2 separate regions of the Homo sapiens genome follow, and region 2 is linked to region 1. The links are chromatin loops, found by intact Hi-C in ENCODE. Cell type or tissue: endothelial cell of umbilical vein. All regions are shown on one strand. Each heading gives the region's core, and the rest is flanking DNA. Links, peaks and the distances in the headings are about the cores only.

Region 1 (4,000 bases), core at 1-4,000:
AGTTATTATAATGATTTTCTGGCAGATGGCAGTAAAATGTCCTGAGGAGGGAGCACCATTTCCTAATTCACCCAGAGATAACTTATGGGTAGGATTAATCTCCCGTAGACCCCTCTGAGACTCCTTTAATAATAATTTAATTTTTAAGTGATTCTACTACTATAAACATGTACACACATACACATACTGTGACACAGAACAATGCAAATACAGTTTCAGGAGATTCAGGAATTTTGAAGACCACCCATGTTAAAAGCCCAGTTCTAAGTGGTCTCAGAATCTCTAGAAGGTGTTTCCCATTCCCATCCTCCCCACTCTCATCCCCAATCTATCTAGAACATAATTAACAAAGGTGATTTAGCTCCAGAGCCTAGGAACACACTGCTGCAATTTCTGATATGAGCAGAACCCTCCCCTTCTTAAGTTTTTAAATATTTTTGTGTTGGTACTGAATTTATTTGGTTGTATTGCTTCCCCCGGAGTGCCTACTTTTCATTGAAAGTGGAAATCTCTGCAGTATTTTATTTTGTCCATGGAAGTTCACAAGCTTGGTCTTTGATGCTTCCAGGACTCATTAAAACACCTCACTTCTACATGTCTGAACTATAGCCCATGGACCTGGTAAGAGAGAAGCCCAAAGAAATTGGAAAATAAATCACCACACTGACTTTCCAAATTAAAATATATTATATTTTGGATGTTTCATACCTGTCTATATGGTTTTGTCATTGGCAAAAAAATAGCAAGTCTAAGGCAGTTTTAACGTTACATTAAACAATGTGTCCATAGTGAAATGTGATTAGTACATATTTCAGCAGCCCAAATTGCTGGGATAGGAGAAAGAAAGCACTGATCGTGGACCTATTTCGAAGAATGCACTAATGACTTTTCAAAATAATAGTATTTTCACGGGATGTGAGATGTCCAAAATTCTGATGCTGAAATATCAACATAGGATCAGAACTTATTTTAGTCTCCTATGCCACATTGAAACTTAATTTCGAGTGGAAAGGAAAGGTTTTCCCTGTTACAATTAAGATGTTTCTGATCATAAAATGAAGCTTACATTGTCACACTAGATTTCTTGATCCAACGCAGTACCCTCCCCGCCAATCCATCCAGAGTCCTCATTCCTAAATGCAATGCTTAAAAGGACATGCCACTATGCCAAACCCAAAGACTCTCATTTGACAGAAAAGGAAATGAATCTCTGTTACCTTTCTATCCCCTTCCTTTTGAATGAGCCATTTTTCTTCTTGAGTTGCTGGAATCTTCGGCACTGTCCAACTTTTCTGTAGGCAATCTTAAAGGGTTCTGGTAGATACAGCTGAGGTTGGGCCATTGCTCTCAACTTCACCTGTAGTAGCCGTTTTGGATTGTTTTAGTTCTTGAACTTACAGACTTCAATACAAAATCATCCAGTGACTGAATGTACTGTCAAGGTGTGGGCTATTCGGAATAAAATATGTAGGAAATTTTTAGAGTCTTTCCCTTATTCCCTTCCAGGTGTTAGAGACATTATTTGTGGGACTGGCCCTGTTTACAACTTCACAGAGGTCACCAGTGATGTATTTGACAGAGCTGTGTGAAATTCCATGGACCTTTGTGGAACACTTCACAGATTCTTGAACAAGGCAAATACAGAAATGATGATCTGATTGCCTCAATGCTGGCATTTGGATAGAAAAAAAAAATCAAACAACAACAACAACAACAAAAAACACCCACACACTAATTGACCACCACATTCAGAAGTGCGTATTTGAACTCTGAAGTGGTAGGGACCTATAGGAATACCAACGATACGCTGATTAACACAAGTTGAGCTTCTGTTAGATCTCTCAGTTACAGCTGGTGAATGTTCTCTGTGTCCTGTGGGACACATATGACAAGGCCAGTTGTTGTTTGGACATCTCAAAATGTACCCCAAGGGTGGTTTTCATTACATCTTGGAATTTTGCAGTGGTCTCTCAAAGTACATTGCTAAATTGAGGACCTGATCCACCCCTCCCTTCCAACATTGCCCCATTTATTTCGTGGTGAAGAGCGAATTCTGCCTGTGATGGAACTTCTCACCACAAGGTGGCAGCAGACACTAGGATTTATTCCTGTTACCCTCTCGCGGTTTGAGTTGTTCAGTCAAATAACTAGATGCTTAACAAGAAAAACTCCTCTAGAAAGGTTCTGGGAGTTACAAGAATTACTCTGCTTTCTGTGTTTGCATTAATCAATAATCTGGAGCATACTTCTCAAGCTTTCAAGTGCACACAAACTTCCTGGAGGTCTTTTTAAGATGCAGATTTCGATACAGTACATCTGGGCTGGGATCCAAGAATTTGCACTCCTAACAAACCCGCAGGTGACGCTGATGATGCCAGACTGCACTTGGAGTAGTGAGGGTCTTGTATGTTTCAGTACTGGGGAAAAGAGCTTTAAAATGGTCTAGAATGAAGTGTATAATGTTAAGGGGCTAAGAGAGTGGATTTGGGAATTATGCATGAGTTCTCATTTCTAGCTTAGCTATGTGACCTTGGCCAATTCATTTTAACCCACCCATGCTTGTTTTCTCATCCCTAAAGTGGGACAACTCATAGTGCCCAAGCCATAGTTTTATGGCAAAATTCAAGTGAAATAGAAATTCCGCTTCAGCAGGGAATGAGACCCAGGAATCCATATTCTAGGAGAGTGGGTGCAGATGTTCCTCTGTCCCTTATTTGAGAAACGCTGAAGTAGAGCATATCTAATATGCCTTGGCCAAATGGACATATGCTCCTCCCTGGTCTGTTTTTCCTCATCTGTTGGCATCCTCAGAGCACAATAAATAATAGGTGCTTGAATAAATGAATACATGAATATTTTCTTTAGCAACAGGGCAATATTTTTCATGCAATTATTGGCACTCCTGCCTTAATTCTGTTGTATTTCATCAATTATCTAGATGAATGAGATGAATTTTATGCTAGGAAAGACAGCTGTTTTTTATTTGTGCATGGGTGTCTATGTACATGTCTCTGTGTGTGCATGTCTGCATGTATGTGTGTATGTAATAGGCTGAAACACTTGCTGCTGTGGCATCTGTGACAAAACTTGTAGGTTCCCAAAGGAGTCCTGAAGCAGATGACAGAACTAGAAGGAGTGGGAAGGGGGTGGGGAAAGAGTTAGAGTATAGAGAGACATCAATTTTGAGCTGTGTCTGGATTTACATTCTAGATCTACCCCTTCCAAGCTTATGGGTCCTTGGGCGGGTAACGAAAACCTCTTTGGACCTTCATTTTCTCGTTCGTAAAACAGGAGTAATAACTGCTACCTCCCAAGCTTCTTTGAGTCATTCAGTTATTTAACAAATATTTGAATGCCTAGTGGTTCCCAGGCACCACCCTAGACACCACCCTAGACACCAGGGATACTGCAGTGAACAACATACACAAAATCTCTGAACTCATATAACTTAATATGCTGTGGGAGATGCAGGTAACAAGGAAATGAACATTTTAATTTCAGCTGGTAGTAAATGTTATGAAAAAAGTAAAAGAGGATGATGGGATAGAGTGACTGAGGATGAGGAGTGACTTTAGATGGAGCGTTAGGAAAGCCTGTCCAATGAGGTCATTGGTCCTGAATGCTGAACGGGGAAAAGAGCCAATCGTGTGAAAATTTGTGTGACCCAGGCAGATGAAACAGCATGTGCCAAAGCCCGGAGGTGGAAGAAGCCCAGTGTCTTTGAAAATGTGGAAGAAAGCGGTCAGGTGCGATGGCTCACGCCTGTAATCCCAGCACTTTGGGAGGCCGAGGTGGGTGGATCACGAGAGCAGGAGATCGAGAACATCCTGCCTAACGTGGTGAAACCCCCATCTCTACTAAAAATACAAAAAAATTAGCCGGGCGTGGTAACGGGTGCCTGTAGTCCCAGCTACTCAGGAGGTTGAGGCAGGAGAATGGCGTGAACACGGGAGGCAGAGCTTGCAGTGAGCCGAGATCGCGCCACTGCACTCCAGCCTGG
Region 2 (6,025 bases), core at 2,026-6,025, 470 kb after region 1:
AGGAACTGATAAGTTATTTTCCAGCTCAGACATGGTGGATGAGTCAAAGTTAACTAGGTGGAGAGCAAAGGGGAGAGGGAGAGGGAGGCCCAGGCACTGGCAAAGGCTGTGTGGCAGAGAAGGGGGCTGAGCACTGGCTGGGGGGGCCAGAGTACTGAAGCACTGGGAGGTGACGGAGAATGGGAGGGCATGGAGGATGAAAACGAAAGCAGGGACCGGTGCATCAGAAGTTATAGGGAAGATTCAGAACCTTTAAGATTTCTGAAAGTGGTAGGAGTCATTTGGGATTTCATGCAGGTGAATAGTATGTTCAAAATTGCATTTTCAAAGGATAACTCTGGCTGGTGAGTGTGAAATGTGAAGTAGGACCATGAGGACGTGGAACAATCAGTGGGAAAGCCATTACCAATGGCACTTACCCTAGCTCTGGAAATCTGAATGACCTGGAAGTTGGGGTGTTGGGTCCTTCAGTAGCCTCTAGTAGATGCTGGTCTTAATCTCACTGCAGCAGACTCTGATGTCAAACATTGGGTGAAATCGAATCAATTGCCCTGGGACTTTTTTTTTTTTTTTTGACAGGGTCTCACTCTGTCACCCAGGCTGGAGTGCAGTGGCATGATCTTGGCTCACCGCAACCTCCACCTCCAAGGCTGAAGCCATTCTCTGCCCTCAGCCTCCTGAATAGCTGGGACTACAGGTGTGTGCCACCATGCCCGGCTAATTTTTGTATTTTTAGTAGAGACGGGGTTTTACCATGTTGGCCAGGCTGGTTTTGAACTCCTGACATCAAATGATCCACCTGCCTTGGCCTCCCAAAGTGCTGGGATTATAGGCATGAGCCACCATTCCTGGCCTGCTCTGGGACTTTAGGTAAGATACTCTTCATTTGTTGAACTTCTGTTTCTTTATTTGCAAAAGGCAAAGCATACGTACTCCCCAGCTTTGCTACAAAGATCAAATTAGATAATACATGTGAAAGTGCTCAACAAATTCTGATAGTGGTTACTATAAAGATGCATGTCAGTAGCTCATAAAGCAGGCTCTATTCTGCCTGAAGATGCAAATGATCATTTCTGCAGTATTTTCTACACTCAGAAGACATTTGAACAAGAATAATGATGAAAAGCAAGAGTTGATATAGTATTTACTATGTCAGGCGTCTTTGTAAGAACACAACATACATTAATATATTTAATTCTCAAAATAACCCTCTGTTACATGCACACTTCACTTCTCCCTTTATCTACTCCCTTTGCCTTGTGAGTTTGAAGTTCTTCCTACTAAGGGATCCAAGGATACTTCTCATGTGCTTCCACTTGCCCTTGTTATGTCTTTGCCATCACCATGAGAAGAGCATCTTTACTAGTCTGTTGGTTCAAAGAGGACAAGGGACTTGCAAAGCAAACTCTAACCTGCAGTTAGGTTTGACATTCATGATGAATTATAAAGGCTTTGCCCACACAGCCCTAAAGTGGAGGTTTGGAAATTAGCCAGCAGTTGGATCATGATGTGGACGGATCCACTGGATGATTCAGGAAAGCAAACCCTTACCCTGCAGTTAGGGTTTGCTTTACAGAGCCAGCCCAGCAAAGCTCAGAGTGGTCCACTGAAATCCCAGTTGCCCCTTATTTATGCAAGCAATAGCAAATGATCATTGTTTTGATGTTCTGAATTTTAAGGTGGCTTGTTATGCAGCATTTTGTGGTAATCACTAATGAATGTACTCTATAAGACAGTTATTATTATTAATGCTCATGTTATTTGTGAGGAAACTCAAGCATAGAGAGGTTCTTCAGCAACTTGTTTAAGTTCTCTGGCAGCTTAATAAGTGTCAGAGCTGGGATATGAACCCAGACAGCCAGATTTCAGAATCTGTGTTTCTCCCTTTCATACATACAGCCTCCTAAGGAAACCAAGTCCTTCACATTTAAAGCATTAGTTGATCCAAAAGCAACACAAAGCTTGAAGTGCAAATAAATGAAAAACAAGTATCTGACAGCACTATATTTTTGTGCATTAAAATTCACACAAAAATTGGATATCATCTCACAAAGAAAATGTCTGTGCATGGAATCTTATCATATCATCACTCCTAACATTAAGAAGCCTGCTTCATTTGCCTAGCTGGAGGTGTTAACAGCTGAAAACGATGTAAAACTTAAGTTTTATAAGTGGAGGGGACAGTTTGCTTAAAGTGGCACTTGCAAGAGGAGGATCGGAATCATCAGTGAGTCAGGCAGGACTGTGACTGCCTAGGACCTGAATCATCCGACTGATCTGTCCACATCACGATTCAACTACTGGCTAATTCCCGAATCTCCACTTTAGGGCTGTGTGGACAAAGCCTTTTTAATTCATCATGAATGCCCCAAAAGCCCAGAATGTGATGCTTAAAACATAGTAGGTGTCAAGCCAAAGTCAGAGTTTCCAATTTAGCAGGTGGCCTGTGGCATCACTCATTCTAGGCAGCTTCACTAGATCCCCCTCCCTGTGGAAGAAGATAAATAAGGGAGATCCATCCCATTCCTAGGAAAGACATTGTAATTACTGTGGGCTGATAGCAACCCCTTACTCCTCTGAATTCCTGTAACACTCTATTTGTGTTTTTCTTACAAAATTATCCTCTCCTGTTTATCAGTGTATCACCAGTGCCTTGCACACTGCCTGGCACTTGGCAGATGCCAAGCAACTCTGTGTTAATGAATGAGCAAGTAGTCTGTACTGAGAGACAAAGAACCTGGAATGGAGTTGCTCTCCAGATTGCAGTGTCTTGTAAAGATTCTCCACCATCTTTACATAATATATACAATTATTATTTGTCAATTAAAATAAAGTTAAAAAGACAAAGTGATATGGTTTAGCTCTGTCCCCACTCAAATCTCATGTTGAATTATGGCTCCCATAATTCCCACATGTCATGGGAGGGACCCGGTGGGAGGTAATTGAATCATGGGGGCAGGTCTTTCCGGTGCTGTTCTCATGATAGTGAATAAGTCTTAGGAGATATGATGGTTTAACAAAGGGGAGCTCCCCTACACATGCTTTCTTGTCTGCCACCATGCAAGACATCCCTTTGTTCTTCCTTTGTCTTCCCCCGTGATTGTGAAGCCTCTTCAGCCATGTGGAACTGTGAGTCAATTAAACCTCTTTCCTTTATAGATTACCCAGTCTCGGGTATTTATTTATTAGCAGCATGAAATGGACTAATACATAAAGGATTCTCCATTGTTTCTGCAAACCTAGGTGCCTGAAGTATATTTGGGTCTTGTTCATCAATGTCCCCTTTTTTCTATTTGCTTCCCAGTTGCCTTTTAACAAATTCTCTGTTTACATCAGTTAGCTGGAACTGAATTCTGTTGCTTGTAGACATAGAACCTTAACAGATAAATAAGTGTTTTCCCAAGAGGTGATCTGTGGACTACTTGCATCTGAACCATCGAGCTTTATGATACTGATCCACAGTCCTCACTATAGGCCTCTAAATCAGATTTTCCAGCCGAATCTGCCGGTTTGAAAAGCTCCTCAGGAGATTCTTTTATTCACTTCGAGAACTGGGTGAGAGGATTTTCAAGAATCCTTCCCACATTAAAATTCTAAAATTGTACAGGAAAAAAAAAGAACAGCTCCTTGCAAGCCTTCAAGTCTTGATGATCAACTCCTGCTCACCTCTTTGGCCGCATTTCCTATCCCTCTCCCCTCAGTGCACACCACACCCCAGCTTTACTGGCATTCTCTCTGTTTCCACCCCAGGACCTTTGGACTTACTGTCCTCTCAGCCTGGCACTCCCTCCAAGGTCTTCACAGGGCTGGCTTCTTCCTTTCCTTCAGGTCGGCTCCCCAGAGAGCAGGTTTCATATTTTCCATCCCACATTGCCCCACAGCACCCATGCTGCCGATCCTAGCATCTTAGCAGTTCTCACTGTATGAGTCGATTATCATTCATTCTTTAGCAGTTCTCAGTATCTGAGTCAATTATCATTCATTCTTTCACTACTTCTTTTATCTCTCCCCCACTTAGAACTTCTTAAGTTCCAGGACAGGAAGAATGGGCTTTATCTTGTCACCACTCCATCCCCGTTGCCTGGAACTTTACTTGTGACATAGCAGGCAGGTTCTTAGCAAATATTATTCAGTAAATGAAATCTATAAATCTTAGATAATCTTTGAACGTTATCCTACATATGCTATTACTATAAAAGCAGTCTGAGAGTAATAAAACCAAATGTCACATTTACCTTCAGGAATTTGTCATCTCAGATAACATTCCTCAGTGTTATCACCCACTGCTCCCAAATTTGATCTCTATTGCCTGAAAAACTAAAAAGAGCTACTGTTTTAATTTCAATTTCCTTGTCTAAGGAAAACCTGGCCTAAATTTTCTTAAAGCAACAAAGAACCAAGAATCTTTGCTTCTTGGAAACGGGAAAGCGAGCTAGAATGATTCCCTACTAGGGTGCACTCACACTTGATTTGAAAAGCACACGTACCCTCTACTGGAAGTATGCAGTATTGCAACTTGAACTCAAACTGTCAAACACATTAAGCAGGGAATGTCAAATGTCCTGTTACCCCTGAAACTGGATGAAGTAAGCAGAGGAAAAGAGCAACACAACAACAAATAAATGAGCAGTACTTATGGTGCTTATCTGTTCTGAGGGTTAAATCGGCCAAGATCAATTGGGCGGATCACTCAGAATTCTGGCTTCTGAGATGTTCAGTGCATTTCCTCCTGTAAAACCAACGAAGATCAGGGACAACTGTTCACTTTAGGACAGTCTACTACGTAAATAGGACTAACTAGAGAAAAAAAATGCAAGAAAGCATAATGTCTGATAAGGGGCACACAGTCAAGAGAGTGAGGATATGACCTAAATGGAACCCAACTGAGGGTCAGATTCCTCATTGGTAAAACAAGGAAAGGATTTAGAATAAGTAACCATAAAGGAGCTGCACCTTGAACAGAGGTCGAGAAGTCACTAACTGATGGGCTCGGGGGCCAATTCAAGCTATAGACATGATTTGGCCCAACTATTAATTGGGAGGGACAAGGGTTCTCCAGTTTGCTACAGCATGTTTGTCTGTCTCCCCTGCACATACATGTATATTTCTGATTGTGGTGTCCATAGCAAGTGCAAGTGTCATTTCCATTTAGCACACTGCTGATTTTCTAACAGCCAGCCTGCTTTATGCACTCATTTTATTTGCCTGTTCCCTGCAGGCATTTGACTTACACTTTTGCCTAGTCCCTTTGGCTGTTTTGCATAATAGTGCAGTGTCTCTTCTCTTCACTGCAAAGTGCATGTGTGCATATGCACGCACACACACACTACACACACATACACAGGCATACACACACAGCTTTAGCAATATGGCTTTTCTTTCTCCTCCTATCACGATATAGTCTGAAGTCCCACTTGCAAAAAAAATATGAAGAAGACAGAGCTGTTCATCACTTGATCTCAATCCCCAGCACAGGGCTTGTAGCAGGTCCAATGAGAGTGAGATGTTGGTGTCTGGCAGCTGCCTGGGTCTCTATGAGTCATCTTTTCTATAAAGGCTGTATATATAGGGAATAGTCTCCCCTATAGAGTTAATAATTGTGTTTGTATGTGTGTGTGTGTGTGTGTGTGTGTGTGTAGAATAATATTAACCTCTACCTGTTTTCCCTTCCCCTTAATATTTGAAAATACTGTGTATAATTATAAGTGTGAAAATGTGTTCCTATTACTAAGATTCCTTTCCTAAAATGTCGTAGATGAGACAGTATAATGTAAGATCATGATATGTTAGCTCTTCTTATCAGTTAGCTTTAGTTTAAAGAGACTGCAAAAGACCTGCATTTTAGAAATACAATGCCAGGATATTAAGAAAAGTTATATTTAAATTTTGATTACCTTAAATGTACATGGACAACTCAGTGGATTACCTTATTTTTTGCATTTGCCTTTGTTAAAAAGACAAAAATAAAAGAAAGCAAATGAAACCAAAAGACAAGAATCAAAATTAAGTTCAAAACGGCAGTCTG

The links. Hi-C counts contacts between places; a loop is a spot of excess contacts. Peaks named below come from ENCODE experiments on the same cell type or tissue, not always from the same donor. Only the 100,000 strongest peaks of a DNase experiment are listed, where the experiment ranks them.
Region 2: it touches region 1 in a loop (18-fold over the local background); 97 of 110 quality-filtered maps call a loop at or near these places.

What each region holds. Positions count from the first base shown.
Region 1 is chr3:63,816,814-63,820,813 of GRCh38, reverse strand. It overlaps C3orf49 (chromosome 3 open reading frame 49), which reads right to left and starts at 1,515. Exons shown (of 7, transcript NM_001355236.2): 1 at 1,218-1,515. The coding sequence starts at 1,342. RefSeq lists a silencer at 2,049-2,168. In endothelial cell of umbilical vein, for the core only: a CTCF peak has its summit at 2,064 (motif pointing right); a DNase peak (open chromatin) is centred at 2,103.
Region 2 is chr3:63,349,826-63,355,850 of GRCh38, reverse strand. The region is part of intron 2 of SYNPR (synaptoporin); the gene reads right to left. Among named protein-coding and RNA genes, the nearest start is that of SYNPR, 75 kb to the right of the region's middle. In endothelial cell of umbilical vein, for the core only: a CTCF peak has its summit at 4,493 (motif pointing left); a DNase peak (open chromatin) is centred at 4,500.